Linked DNA regions of Homo sapiens: all the other regions are linked to region 1. A link is a contact called in ENCODE Hi-C or POLR2A ChIA-PET data. All regions are on one chromosome and are shown on one strand. Each heading gives the region's core, a stretch centred on a gene start or an enhancer-like site at or near the end of the contact. The rest is flanking DNA. Distances are from core to core; before and after follow the strand shown.

Region 1 (3,109 bases), core at 414-2,913:
TGCTGAGCCTCTTAGGAGTCAGGGTGTGGGGTGAATGGGCTGTCAGGGGCCCCAGAAGTCGGGGACGTAGGATGGGGGTGCAGGTGGGTCCCAGGGAATGAGGTTGTGTGTGCTGAGGGGGCTTCTGTGGGCCCCAGGAGTGGGGGGCATAGGATGGGGGTGCTGGGGGTCCCAGGAATGGGGTTGTGTGGTGAGGGGGCTACTAGGGGTCCCAGAAGTGGGAGGCATAGGATGGGGGTTCTGGGGGGTCCCAGGAAAGGTGTTGTGTGGAGAGGGCTGCTAGGGGTCCCTGAAGTGGGGGACATAGGATGCGGGTGCTGGGGGTTCCCAGGAATGGGGTTGTGTGTGGTGAGGGAGCTTTCTGGGGGTCCCAGGAGAGGGGGGCATAGGATGGGGATACTAGGGGTCCCAGGCAAGGTGTCGTGTGGGGAGGGCTGCCAGGGGTCACAGAGGTGGAGGTGCAGGATGAGAGAGTCGCTAAGGGTCCCCTGGGTTGAGGTGTGGGTTAAGGGGGTCTATGGAGGATTCCAGAGAGGTGAGGGCCTGGGGTGAGGGTGATTCTGGGGGTCCCAGGAGTGGGGGACATAAGTGAAGGGGCTGCTTCAGGTTCCAGAAGTCAGGAATGTGGGCTGAGGGGGTTGTTGGGCGAGAGGGCTGTCAGGGATCCCAGAGGTGGAGTGCAGGGGAGGGCTGGGATATTTGGGGACCACGTCTTGTGACCCAGGAGCTGAAGGGCCTGCAGAGGGACTGGGTCCTTCTGTGAGAGGACACAGGTGGGACTTTCTGGGGACTAGGGGGTGCGGCCATTGAGATCAGAGCCCCTGGGAGGTCTGAAACCGAATAATCCCTTTCAGGTTTGGGGGTGACAGCACCCTTCGTGGAGAACCCAGGTATCTCAGGGCATATTTCAGGCTGTCCTTGTCACTTGGGGCCATTTCCCAGAATAAGGGCCTCCCTTTCGAATTCAGCTCCATTTTCACGGAAGTGCACCTCCTCAAGCTGGGAGTCGGGACCTCGGATTTGTGGGGAACCTCAGAATGAGGCCACGCCCCGGCACTGGGCTACCTTCTTAGAATCGCGGTCTCCCCTTTAAGGACCTGGAATGGCAGTGCTGAGGTTTGGGGGTGACGGCACCTGAGAAGGGGCCGCCCCTTCTCTGGAGGGCCAATCTGCGTCACCTGAGGGCCCGCCCTTCCTTTCGCCACCCCCACCCCTCCTGGTCCCTAGCGCCACCTCAGCCTTCTTTTGGTTCCGCTTTTTCCCGCCTTTTCGCTCCTCCACAGCTGATTGGCTGCGCCCAAGTCCCGCCCCCTCCCTCTTTCCGCCTACTCAGGAGCTGACACGAGCCGGGGCGTGGCCTCGGCGAACGTTGGACTGCGCGCCGTTGGCGGACTGCGCGCGGGAGCCCTACCCCGCCCCATCCCTCTAGGGAGTCTCGCGTCCACACCGCCCCTTCCCTTTGTAGCAAGCTGACAAGGAGACACTCCTGCGGCGCATGCGTCGCGCCCAAACGAGGCCGGCGGTGGAGAAAGGCAGGCAACGCATGCGTAGTTGATGTAGGGAGTCGGCGGTGAGAAATGGACAGCCCGCATTGACCGAAGCTTTGCGCATGCGTTTTACTGCTGGGTGAAGCCGAACCTCGGGAGCCCAGGACGCCCTCCTGCACATGCGCAGGAGGCTCAATGACAGTCGAGCTTTGGCTAAGGTGAGGGAGAAATCGGGGGATTGCATGGCCAGGGAGGGCGGCCCTGCACCCCCTAGGTAACCTTTACGAGCATTTCCTGCTCTCCTAAGATCTACCTCGCTGTCTAGACCCCAAAGAAACGTTGTACCACTACAGGGTCTCTGGGCCTGAAAAACGCCCCAGAACCTAAGACCTCTGACCCCTGTCTGGGACCCAGGCCAACTGAGCAGTGTGGGAAGGGGACAGGCAACAGGGGCTTTGAGGCGAGCGGATGGGCTCTGCGCCCTGCCTGGGGTAGAGACGGCTTCTGGAGGGTGGGACGTGGAGGTGGAGAGGGCGCTTTTCCTCTAGATGGCCTTTGACCCCTGCCCATTTTCCTCTGTTTAGGCTCCGGGGAAAGGGTCTAGCCATGCTGCATGTGACCCGGGGGGTCTGGGGGTCCAGGGTCCGAGTATGGCCACTGTTGCCCGCGCTCCTCGGGCCCCCCCGGGCCCTCTCATCGCTGGCAGCCAAAATGGGGGAGTATCGCAAGATGTGGAACCCCAGGGAGCCCCGCGACTGGGCCCAGCAGTACCGCGAGCGCTTCATTCCCTTCTCCAAGGAGCAGCTGCTCCGCCTCCTAATACAGGTACCGCCTGTCCCAGGCCCAAGAGCCTGGGGACTACGGCTCCCAGCAGGCTTCGCGGCGGCAGGGCCCTAGTTGCTGCAGAGAGCTGCCCTGGCGCCTCCTGGGAGTTGTAGTTCCCGGGTCCCTTCGTGTTTCCCTAGTGGGCGGGAGATGAGCTGGAATGCAGGAGCCAGGTCTCCGAGATGCAGACGCAGCATCCATTCCCAACTCTGGCTTGTTCTGAGGGCTTGAACAGGCACTCTCTGGGGCATGGTTTTTCCCTCTTTAAGATGGGTATAGTAATCATCCTCATCATTACTATTTCTACTACCTGATAATAATTGTACCTATAAAGTCACAACGCTGTAATCATAATTATTATCACACAATTTGAGCTCTGACTCCATGGCACTGTGCCAGACATTTTTCATGTATTGTTGAATCATCAGTAAGAGAGATACCACCATCATCCCCATTTTACAGATGAGATAATGGAAGCATAGGGAAGGAAAGTGACTTACCCAAGGCCACAACATAGTGGCTTAGATTTGAACCAAAGTGGTCTGACTCCAGAGCTGGCCCAGGACTAGGGTTAGGCAAGTAGGGCACTCGCTTGACCCTAAGAGTGAGTGCCCCGTTAAATTTTGCACCCTTGGGTGCCATATTCACCTCATCCTAGTCTTGGTCTCACTCTAGAACCTGAGGTCTTATTGCCACCATCATCATCATTGTCATTATTGAGGATTTTGAGGATTATTATTCATTTATTTTTCTTTATTTATTTTTGTGAGACAGGGTCTCACTCTGTTGCCCAGACT
Region 2 (3,474 bases), core at 400-2,899, 1.1 Mb after region 1:
GTGGTGGGGTAAAGGGGAGGTGAGCAGAGCAGCTGACCTTCCTAACCACCTCCACAGATCTCCAGGAGCCACAGCGTGGGAGAAGATGCTCAGCCTCACTCTCCTGGGAAGGCCTCCAGCTCAAGCGGGGAGGCTGGACAGGAACCAGCTTCCTGCATGTCAGATCCCAGGCCCTGTCCAGAGCCAGGCCTCAGTCTTCCAGGATGGAACATGGCCTCCCCACCTCGGACTCCTTGCCCAGAAGCTAGACCTCAGTTTCCCGGCCTTGGTTTCCTAGCAGCGCCCCAGGCCAGAGGCTGCACCAGTCTTCCAAGGCAGCACAGCGCTTTGGTCATTGGCTCTGAGATTTCCAGACAGGCTGAGAAGCAACACCACCGCCGCCGCCATCCACTCTCATCTCTCTGACCCCAGGAAGTGGGCCAGCATCGTTCCCTCTCGGCAGCCAACTGAGATCCCTGGGTGATTCAGCCTCTGTCCCTGACATGATAATTACACCAACAGCAATTCCCAGAACCCCAGCTATTGTCCTATATCACCCCACCCCTCCTCTTGTCTCCTGTGCTGTAACACGAGGGCAGACACTCTGCTTCTCCCCAGAGACATTTGTCCTTTGCTCCAAGCACACAAAAAACTGGGAAGCCCTTCCCACTGTCTGACCTTCAAAGGCCCTGCTGCTGCTAAGCTGCTTCTCCCTACTCCAAGAAAAGAAGAGCTCCTTAAGGAAGGGGAACAGCCCACCCGGGACAAAACAGACAAAGGCCACACCCCAGGAAGGTCTTTCCCACACAAACTTGGGAGGGGAGGCATCTCTGCAGACAACAGGACAGACACAGCACGAGGCAGCCGAGGCTGTCGTTTATTGCAGATGGACACGGATTCAGGGAGGTGAAGAGGCAGATGGGCTGTGGGCTCTGTGCTCAGCATCCCACAGCAGGAGGGGCAGGAGACAGAGCTCAGGATGGGATCTTCCTGATGGTGGAGGACCCGGCCTGACCACAGAGTAGCTGCAAGAGGCAAGGCCCCGAGCTGACACCCCCTGGGCCCCCATTCCGCGGGATGACGGCTCCAGAGACGCTGAGCGATGTCATTAGGAAGAAGGCCGGACCAATCCAGAGACGGTGCATCCTCGGCGTGGAGCACAGAGCTCTCGAGGGCTGGCGATCCGGGTTGGGGTGGAAGGGAGAGTTACCCGGGTCTTCGCCCCTCCGCGGCCTCTGGCGTCTCTCTGGGTGTCTGGCGGCTCGGACGGCGGTCAGGGTCGCTGTAGCGGCGGCGGCGGCTCAGCGGCAGCTGGAGCTGGGGTCGCGGCCCGCCGGGGACTCCCAGGAGGCAGGAGAGGGAGGCAGCGGCGGGCGCCGGGACAGGCGGCACGCCCGGGCGGGCAGCACACGGAGGGGACGGCGCGCTGGGCTGTGGGCCGGCGGGTGCCGCGGGAGACCGCGTGGGTACCCAGATGAGACCGTAGTACACGGCGAGCAGCACGGCAGCTAGCGAGACGCAGAGGAAGTAGGCGCATACCGGAGCCAAGCGCAGCCAGCGCCCCCGCGGGCCCTCGCTCAGCCCCGCGCCTCCGGGGCTCTCGGCGCCGCCGCCCACGCAGCTGGTCCCCCGCATCCCCGCAGCCCACTCGGCTCCGCGCCGCAGACCGCACAGGCCCCGCCCCCACCAGGCCCCGCCCCCACCCCGCAGACCGCCCCGCTCTCTAAACCGCCCGCCTCCGGCCCCGCCCCCGCCAGCATGGTCACGCCCCCACGCGAGCTGCCGCCTCCGCATCCTAGGCCCACCCCCTCCAGCCTCCGCCCCACCACCGACAGGCGGAGGTGCTACCCCGCCCCCCTCGCTCCAGCCCCGCCCCCGCGCTTAGCCCCACCACCCCAATCACCGCCTCCTCCCGCCACAACACGGTTCTCTTCCCAGACTCGGACTTCATCCAGCCCAGGCATCTAGCCCGCCTCGGAGCCCGCCCCCTCGTCCCGCTCAAGCCCTGCCTGGAGCCCTAACCCGCCCTGTGCCGCAGCCAGTCTCACTTCTCTACCTGTCGGACTGCTCTACTCCAGTGCTCGAGCCCTGCCCGCTACGGCCTCTGGCTCCCACACTCTAGTTCCGGAATCCCCGCTCTCCTCCCGCGCGGGTTCCCGCGCGACACCCCGACCACGCCCCCGCTGACGGCCCCGCCCCATGCCCATGGCCAGAGCCCCACCCGCGCGCGCTGACCCCGCCCCCCGCTCTAACTCCGCCTGTCAGGATTCCGGCCCCGCCCAGGCAGCCTAGCTCCGCCCCCGCGGGACCCGCCTCCTCCAGCACACTCTCAGCCCGCTTTCAGGTATCCTCAGCACCTCAGGCCCCGAGGTTCCAGCTCCGCCCCTCACCGCAATCGCGCCCCTTCTCCCAGCTCCTCCCCAACGGTCAGCTTTTCCCTCTCCCTAGAGCCAAGGGGTCCAGACTAGGCTCTGGGGTAGAAAGAACACAGCCTGGAAATCCAGATAAACCCCTCCTCACGCCCCCTCCCCATCAAGGCGGGGAAGCTTCAGTCCCCTCCCAGCAGCGTCTTCAGGAATTCGGGGAGGCCTGCGGGAGGGGGGAGGGAAGACGGATCAGAAGGGTGGAGGAAGACCCCTTCCTTCCGCCTCTTCCGCCACAGAAAAGCCCGCCAAGCACAGCGACCCAGCCTGCCCCCTCCAGAAACACAGTTCAAGGGTGAGCGGAAGCACTGCGTTTAATACGACAGGGCTGGCGCCCGAGTAATTCAAGCCCTTCGGAAGTGTCACCGGCTGCCAGGCCTCGGATGCAATCCTGGAGGCGGGAGATTCGGCCTGAAGACTGGCTCGAGCCGCCCAGGGCCTCCATGGGAGACTAACGCGGAAGCGTCCCAGCCGTCCCAGTGCCGTGACGTCCCCCGTTGGTGGGGCCTGCACCCGACTACTGCCCTGGCCCCGCCCGGCTCGCAGACCCTGGCTCCTCCCCCCTTAGATTTAACCCTCTCCTGGCTGGAGTGTGGCAGAAGCAGAGGACAGAGGAGCGAGGCGGTGGGAGGTTAGTGCAGAGCGCGGAGGCCGCGGTCCGGCGGGCGCGGTCAGCGAGCGGCCCCCGGCAGCGGAGGGGCCGCCACCACCTTGCAGAAACGCACCCTCTGGAAGTCGGTGATCTCCGCCGTCTCCTGGCCTTCGGGGCCTGCCTCTGAGGAGAGAAGGGGCTGAGTCAGCGGAGGGGAGCAGTCTTCCCACCTCCCCCCCGGCCCAGCACCCCTCCCCCGTCTAGCCACGTCTCTCATCCAGTTCGAGCCCTTGCCACAGCAGGCTCGGCGCTAAGCGGTTTACGGGGCCCAGACTAATCCTCTCAGCGGACCCACGCAGCAGCAAACACTCCCAACATAACCGTTTACAATCGAGGAAACGCGGGTGTGGCGAGATCTGGCTCCCGACCAACAAGTGGCCCAAGACAGAGGGTCTGGGCCCCCGCGCCACCCAAGGCTGC
Region 3 (3,079 bases), core at 87-2,586, 1.5 Mb after region 1:
GGGAGGCTGAAGTGGGAGGATCACTTGAGCCCAGCAGGTTGAGGCTTCAGTGAGCTGAGATCATGCCACTGCGCTACAGCCTGGGTGACCAAGGGAGACCCTCTTTCAGAAAAAAGCAAAAACAAAGACACACCAAAAAAACACTAAACTAACTGCTGACCTGGAGGGTTTTTTTTTTTTTTGACAGAGTTTCGCTCTTGTCATTCCAGCTAGGGTGCAATGGTGTGATCTCGGCTCACTGCAACCTCTGCCTCCCAGGTTCAAGCAATTCTCCTGCCTCAGCTTCCCGAGTTGCTGGGATTACAGGCACCTGCCATCACACCCAGCTAATTTTTATATTTTTAGTAGAAATGGTTTCACCGTGTTGGCCATGCTGGTCTCGAAGTCCTGACCTTAGGTGATCCACCCACCTCAGCTTCTCAAAGTGCTGGGATTACAAGCATGGGCCATCATGCCCCCGCCAAACTAGAGATTTTTTTTTTTTTTTGGAGTCTCTCTCTATTGCCCAGGCTGGAGTGCAGTGGCGAGATCTGGGCTCACTGCAACCTCTGCCTCCGGGCTTCAAGTGATTCTCCTGCCTCAGCCTCCCGAGTAGCTGGGACTACAGGTGCGCACCACCATGCCTGGCTAATTTTTTGTATTTTTAGTAGAGATGGGGTTTCGCCATGCTGGCTAGGCTGGTCTCGAACTCCTAACCAAGTGATCTGCCTGCCTCGGACTCCCAAAGTGCTGGGATTACAGGAGTAAGCCACCGCGCCGGGCCGGTTCAAATTTATGCTTTTAAACTGTTGTCTCCCGAGAGACACACGCAACGTATTTTAAGCAAAACACTGGCTTGGTGTTGTGGTGGCTCATGCCTGTAATCCTGGTGATTTGGAAGGCTGAGGGTCGCTTGAAGCTGAGTTCGAGATCAACCTAGGCAATATATCTAGACCCCTGTCTCTATTTTTAAAAAAATTAAAGAAATCACTGGATGAGGAATGGAAAGACATTTTCTATCTCCCCAGGACAGTTTTTTAAAATTTAAAACTACTATTCCCAGCATGCCCTTCTCCCCTGGGTGGGGGGAGGGGACCTAAGAGAACTACATTTCCCTGAATGCAACGCCTTCACCGCTGGTTCTTCAGCATCTCGGGAATTGTAGTCCTCTGTAAAGATGTTTGTCCACAAATCCCAGCATGCACTTGGGATCTGACTCGTTTGGTAGGAAAAGGACTGGCTCTGACTCTTCACCCATCTTCACCCAGGCTGGCCCCTTTGGTGAAACTACAACTCCCAGGGGTCTGTGCGCGAGAAGGCAGGCGGGTTTTTCTACCGGAAGTCCGCTCTAGCTCTGGGCCCTACAACTGCACCCTGAGCCGGAGCTGCCCAGTCGCCGCGGGACCGGGGCCGCTGGGGTCTGGACGGGGGTCGCCATGGTAACGGGGGAGCGCTACGCCGGGGACTGGCGGAGGGGGGGCCCACGCGTAAATAGCCGAGGCTGGATCGGGCGCTGACAAGTCCCTTCTCTGCCGCGGATGGTCTGGGTCAGGCGCGGGCTCTGGGGATTGGGACCGATCCAGGGCCGGGAAGGAGGGCACAGGGCGGTGATTCTGCGCGCGGGGGTTACCAGGGGTCTCGCGGCGACGGGCATTGGGGGTGGTGTTCCAAGGGGAAAGGGCTGTGCAGGTGGGAAACGTTGTAGATGGTTGGAAGCTTTGAAACGAGAGGAAACTCGTGAGACACAGTCTTGTGGGTAGCGAGAAGGCATTGGAGGTGGGGAGAGGGCGTCCGAAAGAGGAAGGCGCTCTGGAAGTGTGGCGGGAGCGCTGGGACGAGAACGCGAGACCTTGGAAAAGGGGAGGGAGGTTTTCTTGATGGGAGGAGTCTCTAGAGACAAGGATCTGATTGCAGGTGGAGAGGGGATGTTGAGACAGGGGCAGGAGACTGCCTGTGAGAGAGGGATGATCTCAAGAAGAGACCTGGCACAGGAAACCAAAAGGAGGCAACTGTAGGGAATGAAACTTAAGGGTCTGGGAAAGCGCTGTAAAAGGAGAGAGGACCTGGAGGTAAGATGGACACTCGGAAAGAATGGGGAGCAACTGAATAGGTCTTTCCAAGAGGAGAGATCTTGTGGGGTGGGGAGTAGGCTTGAAAGTGTGAGACCTGGGGAGGAATCTTTGTTGGGGCAAAGACTCAACATTGGATTTAGGAGTGCCCCTATCCCCCAGGTTGGGGCTTTGGATCTAGGAAAGGGTTCTTTGGGCTGGAAGTTGGGAAAGAAAACGAATGAGAAAGAGTGTCAGAGCGGGGGCGGAGTCTCCTCCAGGAACAGGGTCCTTGGAGGCAAAATGTGACCTTTTGAAGAAGGGAGGAAGCTTGGGAGTGGGACAAGGGATGTCACCAGTAAAAAGCCCATTGAGGCCCCAAGGAGGGGAACTGAGACTGAGAAAGTGGAGGTCAAAAGGGAACAACTCCAGAGGAGGGGGATTGGAGACAGGGAAGGTTGGGGGGCATCTAGAGGGGACAGCAGAGGCGTGAGGATGCAGAGATTCAGGACGGAGGGGACTTGAGATTCCAAATGGGAAGAAAACAGGGAGAGGTATACAAGGGAATTTGGGAGTAAGAGGCAGAGCTTTTTGTCAACTCTGTGGGTTTGCTTCTAGTTCTCCTAACTGTGTGAATATGTCTCCGGCTCTGCTCCCAGGCTGTGGCTGCCTGGTGTAGGCCCCCCAACGTCCCTTCCTGCCTGGGACCCCTGCCCTGCTAGGAAGTGGTTTTCCCTGGCTCAGCAGGAGTTCTTGGAAGGAGAGTGTAACATCCTGTTCCGGTCCAGTTTGGTTGGTTGGGGGAGGGAGGATAGAGTGTGTGGAGAATGAGGCTTAGGAAAGACTCTCAGGCTGGGGCGGTGACTCATGCCTGTAATCCCAGCACTTTGGGAGGCTGAGGCAGGCGGATCACATAAGGTCAGGAGTTCGAGACCAGCCTGGCCAACGTGGTGAGACCCCGTCTCTACTAAAAATACAAAAATAAGCCAGGTGTGGTGGTGGATGCCTGTAATCCCAGCTACTTGGGAGGCTGAGGCAGGAGAATCGCTTGA
Region 4 (3,050 bases), core at 467-2,966, 1.8 Mb after region 1:
TCAAAGCCCTGTGAATTAACAGACACGCTCAGCGAGGGCCCTGAATGGAACAAGTGGCCCTCAGGCCGATCAAGGGGTCTCCCCAGAGGCACTCTCTGATCAAGCTCTGCAGCCCCCACCCCGAGGGCACGGGAATAGGCATCTGATTGTCACTGACGCCACACTGTACTGCACTGTCATTTGGCACAAGTGACGAGGTGCAGCATGGTGCGTGGGGCTGGGGATCATGAGAAAACCGGCGCTCCTGCTGGGAAAAGGCAGTGCTCTTGGCCTGAAAAGGGCAGCGACAGAGTGAGGCTTCTAGGCTTGAAAAAGCTGGCTCATTCGAGGCACCCCAAACTTTGATCTCCCATCCCCATTTCATGAGGCTTCAGTGCGCAATAGGGGCCCGAACAGCTCCGCCCACCTGCTCCCACTGCCCCGGTGTCTTCCACCCAGCCGCGTTCTTCCTGAGGAAGGAGGACGGTAGAAAAGCTTCCTCCGGGCCCTGCAGCCCACTCCCCATCCACACTGAGCCGTCTTTGTCCTGGCCTGTCCCTGGAGACTGGCAGGGTGCTACCCACATCCACCCCCAAACCTAGGCCCCCCTGACTGCCATTCATTTTCTCCTTCCACCTCACCTCCCAACCACCCAAGCCCAAGTCCTCCCCCACCCCTCACCTTGGAAATCCATCTTCTCTTGGACCCAAACACAACACTCCCACCCCGTTAAAAAAATTCTGTCTTTCTAGAGCAACAGTCTTAACCCACTAGTAACCTCGGAACCTTTTCTAGCTACTTCCAAATTAACCCCAAGGGTCCCTGTCCCCCGACTACTGGCGAGCCCCACTCTCACCATCCCTTTTCACCACCTCCACGACCCTGATCCTTCTCCGTCCCGGAAGCCTTCAAGAGTATCTTCTAATCTCCGCTGCCACCCACCCCAGGCTCTTCCTCCCATAAGCTTGCACCTCACCCTCCTCCTCCTCTGCAGTGCTGGGCTCTGGAGACCACCCTCCCCCACCCTCCCCCACCCTCGGGAGTCTCATCTGTAGAAGTGACCGCCCATCCTTGACCCTCTCCTCTGCTCCACAGGAGCCCAGGGGTCGCCCCTCCCCGCCCGGGCCCAGCTACCCTCCACCACCCCATCCAGGAGCAGCCCAGCCTCCCTTCGTCCCCCGTTCCCCGCATCCTCTCAGGACCAAACGCCTTCATCAGGGCCCGAATAGCTCCCCTCCCCAGCCCATCTTTCTTATTTCGTCCCCTGGGGTCCAAACACCTCCATCCTGAAACCCAACGCCCCATCCTGGGTCCAAAATCCTTTTGAGGGGTCCCACTGAGGGTCCCGATCCTCCATCCGGGGTTCAAATGTCCCCTTTAGGGGCTCAGATACCCATTTGTGGACTTAAACATCCCATTTGGTGCTAAAGTCGCTTCTGGAAACCTCTGGTGATCCAGACGTCCCGCTCTGGGTTCAACAGCCCCCGACAACGCGGGTAGAAAAGGGTCCCGAGGCTCTCGCCGGGCCCGGACGCCCCCCACTCTGGGCTCTGTCGCCCCCTCAGGGGTCCTGCCCCGTTAAGCCCGCCTCAGAGCCCGCAGCCTCGGCGACCCCCCAGCCTCACTCACCATGGCGAGGCCCGGGGTGTCCGGAGCACGGGGATCAAGGTTCCTCCGGCGGCGGCAGCAGCTGCAGCAGTTCCAGCTCCGCCGCGCGTCCGCGCCTCCACACTCACTGCCCGCAGCGCGCGCCGCCGCCGCCGCCGCCTCCCGCCCCAACGGTCCCTCAACGGCCGCCGCGCGCGCCCCGCCTCGCTCGGCCCCGCCCCACCCGGCCCGCGCGCCGCCGCACTGCGGCTCCCACGGATCCCTCCGCGCCCCGCTCCACACCTACGGGCCCGCGAATCTCTCGTCCCCACCCTGCACAGGAATTGGGTTTGCCGCCGGGCGCGCGCGCGCTCGCTCCCGTCGCCGGACTACTTTCCCTCGCCGCGCGCCCCGCCTCCCGGGCCCACTTCACTTTCTTCGGCGGAGGGGCACAGCTCGGCGGTGCGTGACGCGTCCCTCTGTGAGCCGCGTCACTATTGGGCCTGGCCCATGGCGGAAATGAGAGCTTGGCGCCCATTGGTCCGACCTTCCCTGCAATGCGTCAAACTGGGGCGAGCCACTGCAAGGTGGTGGTGGGTAAGTCTGAACTCTGTGGCCGCGTGGGGCTTTGAGGAGTAACGAGGCGAAGGGGGAAACGGCGTCGCCGTTAGAGAAGCAAATACGTCGTTTCTGTGGCCAGGAGGTGGTAAAAAGGCTGGCGACAAATGCAGAAGGGCTTTCTCGGCTCTCCCCTTTAACCGACGGACGATGGTTCAATCCAAAATGCTAGGGTTTAGAAGCTCCGCCCCTAACTGGGCCTTTGGAGGTGGCGGGGTCTCCAAGGTGCCACCTAACGCTCAGAGGTTCCGCCCTCCGTGGTCTTGTCTCTGCGTCCTAAGACGCACTCAGCCGGTGGGCGGGACCCCTGGGCCCGCTTCATTCTTGATCCGCTCAGGGTCTGTGAAATTAGGACCATCCCAGGACAGCCTGTGGGAACGGGGTATTCATTCAGTCATTCGTGCTATAAGCATCAATTAGGCGCCTGCTGTATGCAGGGACCTGAGCTTGGCTGGGCTGGGGAGACCATACTCCCCAACCAGCCTCTCCAGACAGACGACCTCTTTCCTTATTCCAGTGTTCCAGCCATAGGAGGAAAAAGAACTGAAACTTTGTTTATAGGAGCTCAGAAAATGATCACCCCTGCCCCCTCCCCCGTTTAGGATAGGAGCTGACAGTCTCCTGCGTGTCCCCTCCCCACCATGTTGATGGTTAAGAGATGGGCAAACGAGTCAGGCTGGACCAATCATTATGCTCCACCTGGAACAGAATGGAGACTGAACCAATGAGAGTCCTTCCCTGGGGTTTGGATCTGCAGCCTGGGCACAAGAAGCCTTTTCCTTTTGGGTGGGTCCTTCCCATAGATTCTGACTATGGTCATTTTCCCACTCTGCCCCCTATCTTGAGGAACAAAGTGTCTAGAGAAG

The links. A loop is a pair of places that touch in the nucleus more often than their neighbours do. ChIA-PET counts read pairs that join two places held with the same protein, here RNA polymerase II (POLR2A). Pooled maps may share reads with other maps.
Region 2: a loop to region 1 is called in a pooled map, with 28 times the contacts of the local background. The contact joins the promoter of INAFM1 here to the promoter of TMEM143 in region 1. A Hi-C loop is called at or near these places in 1 of 37 single-sample maps with no recorded cell type and 7 of 50 pooled maps. POLR2A ChIA-PET finds 5 or more read pairs at or near these places in 2 of 52 experiments (activated B cell and activated naive CD8-positive, alpha-beta T cell).
Region 3: a map of CD4-positive, alpha-beta memory T cell shows a loop between it and region 1 (9-fold over the local background). The contact joins the promoter of AP2S1 here to the promoter of TMEM143 in region 1. A Hi-C loop is called at or near these places in 1 of 168 maps with a recorded cell type or tissue (CD4-positive, alpha-beta memory T cell) and 6 of 50 pooled maps. POLR2A ChIA-PET finds 5 or more read pairs at or near these places in 1 of 52 experiments (K562).
Region 4: a loop to region 1 is called in a map of B cell, with 17 times the contacts of the local background. The contact joins the promoter of CALM3 here to the promoter of TMEM143 in region 1. A Hi-C loop is called at or near these places in 2 of 168 maps with a recorded cell type or tissue (B cell and CD4-positive, alpha-beta T cell) and 4 of 50 pooled maps. POLR2A ChIA-PET finds 5 or more read pairs at or near these places in 2 of 52 experiments (CD4-positive, alpha-beta T cell and WTC11).

The regions. Positions count from the first base shown.
Region 1 is chr19:48,362,494-48,365,602 of GRCh38, reverse strand. TMEM143 (transmembrane protein 143) reads left to right here and starts at 1,663. Exons shown (of 8, transcript NM_018273.4): 1 at 1,663-1,705; 2 at 2,072-2,312. The coding sequence starts at 1,683. SYNGR4 (synaptogyrin 4) reads right to left here and starts at 1,236. Exons shown (of 5, transcript NM_012451.4): 1 at 1,066-1,236. RefSeq lists enhancers at 942-1,091, 1,462-1,581, 2,062-2,111.
Region 2 is chr19:47,273,060-47,276,533 of GRCh38, reverse strand. It overlaps INAFM1 (InaF motif containing 1), which reads right to left and starts at 1,649. Exons shown (of 1, transcript NM_178511.6): 1 at 811-1,649. The coding sequence starts at 1,614. The coding sequence ends at 1,186. It also overlaps a transcript of CCDC9 not described here. RefSeq lists silencers at 1,278-1,727, 2,088-2,347, 2,958-3,267.
Region 3 is chr19:46,849,103-46,852,181 of GRCh38, reverse strand. AP2S1 (adaptor related protein complex 2 subunit sigma 1) reads left to right here and starts at 1,336. Exons shown (of 5, transcript NM_004069.6): 1 at 1,336-1,418. The coding sequence starts at 1,416. RefSeq lists an enhancer at 1,012-1,321.
Region 4 is chr19:46,599,996-46,603,045 of GRCh38, reverse strand. CALM3 (calmodulin 3) reads right to left here and starts at 1,716. Exons shown (of 6, transcript NM_005184.4): 1 at 1,609-1,716. The coding sequence starts at 1,611. It also overlaps the pseudogene PPP5D1P. RefSeq lists enhancers at 154-223, 1,952-2,451 and a silencer at 1,682-1,821.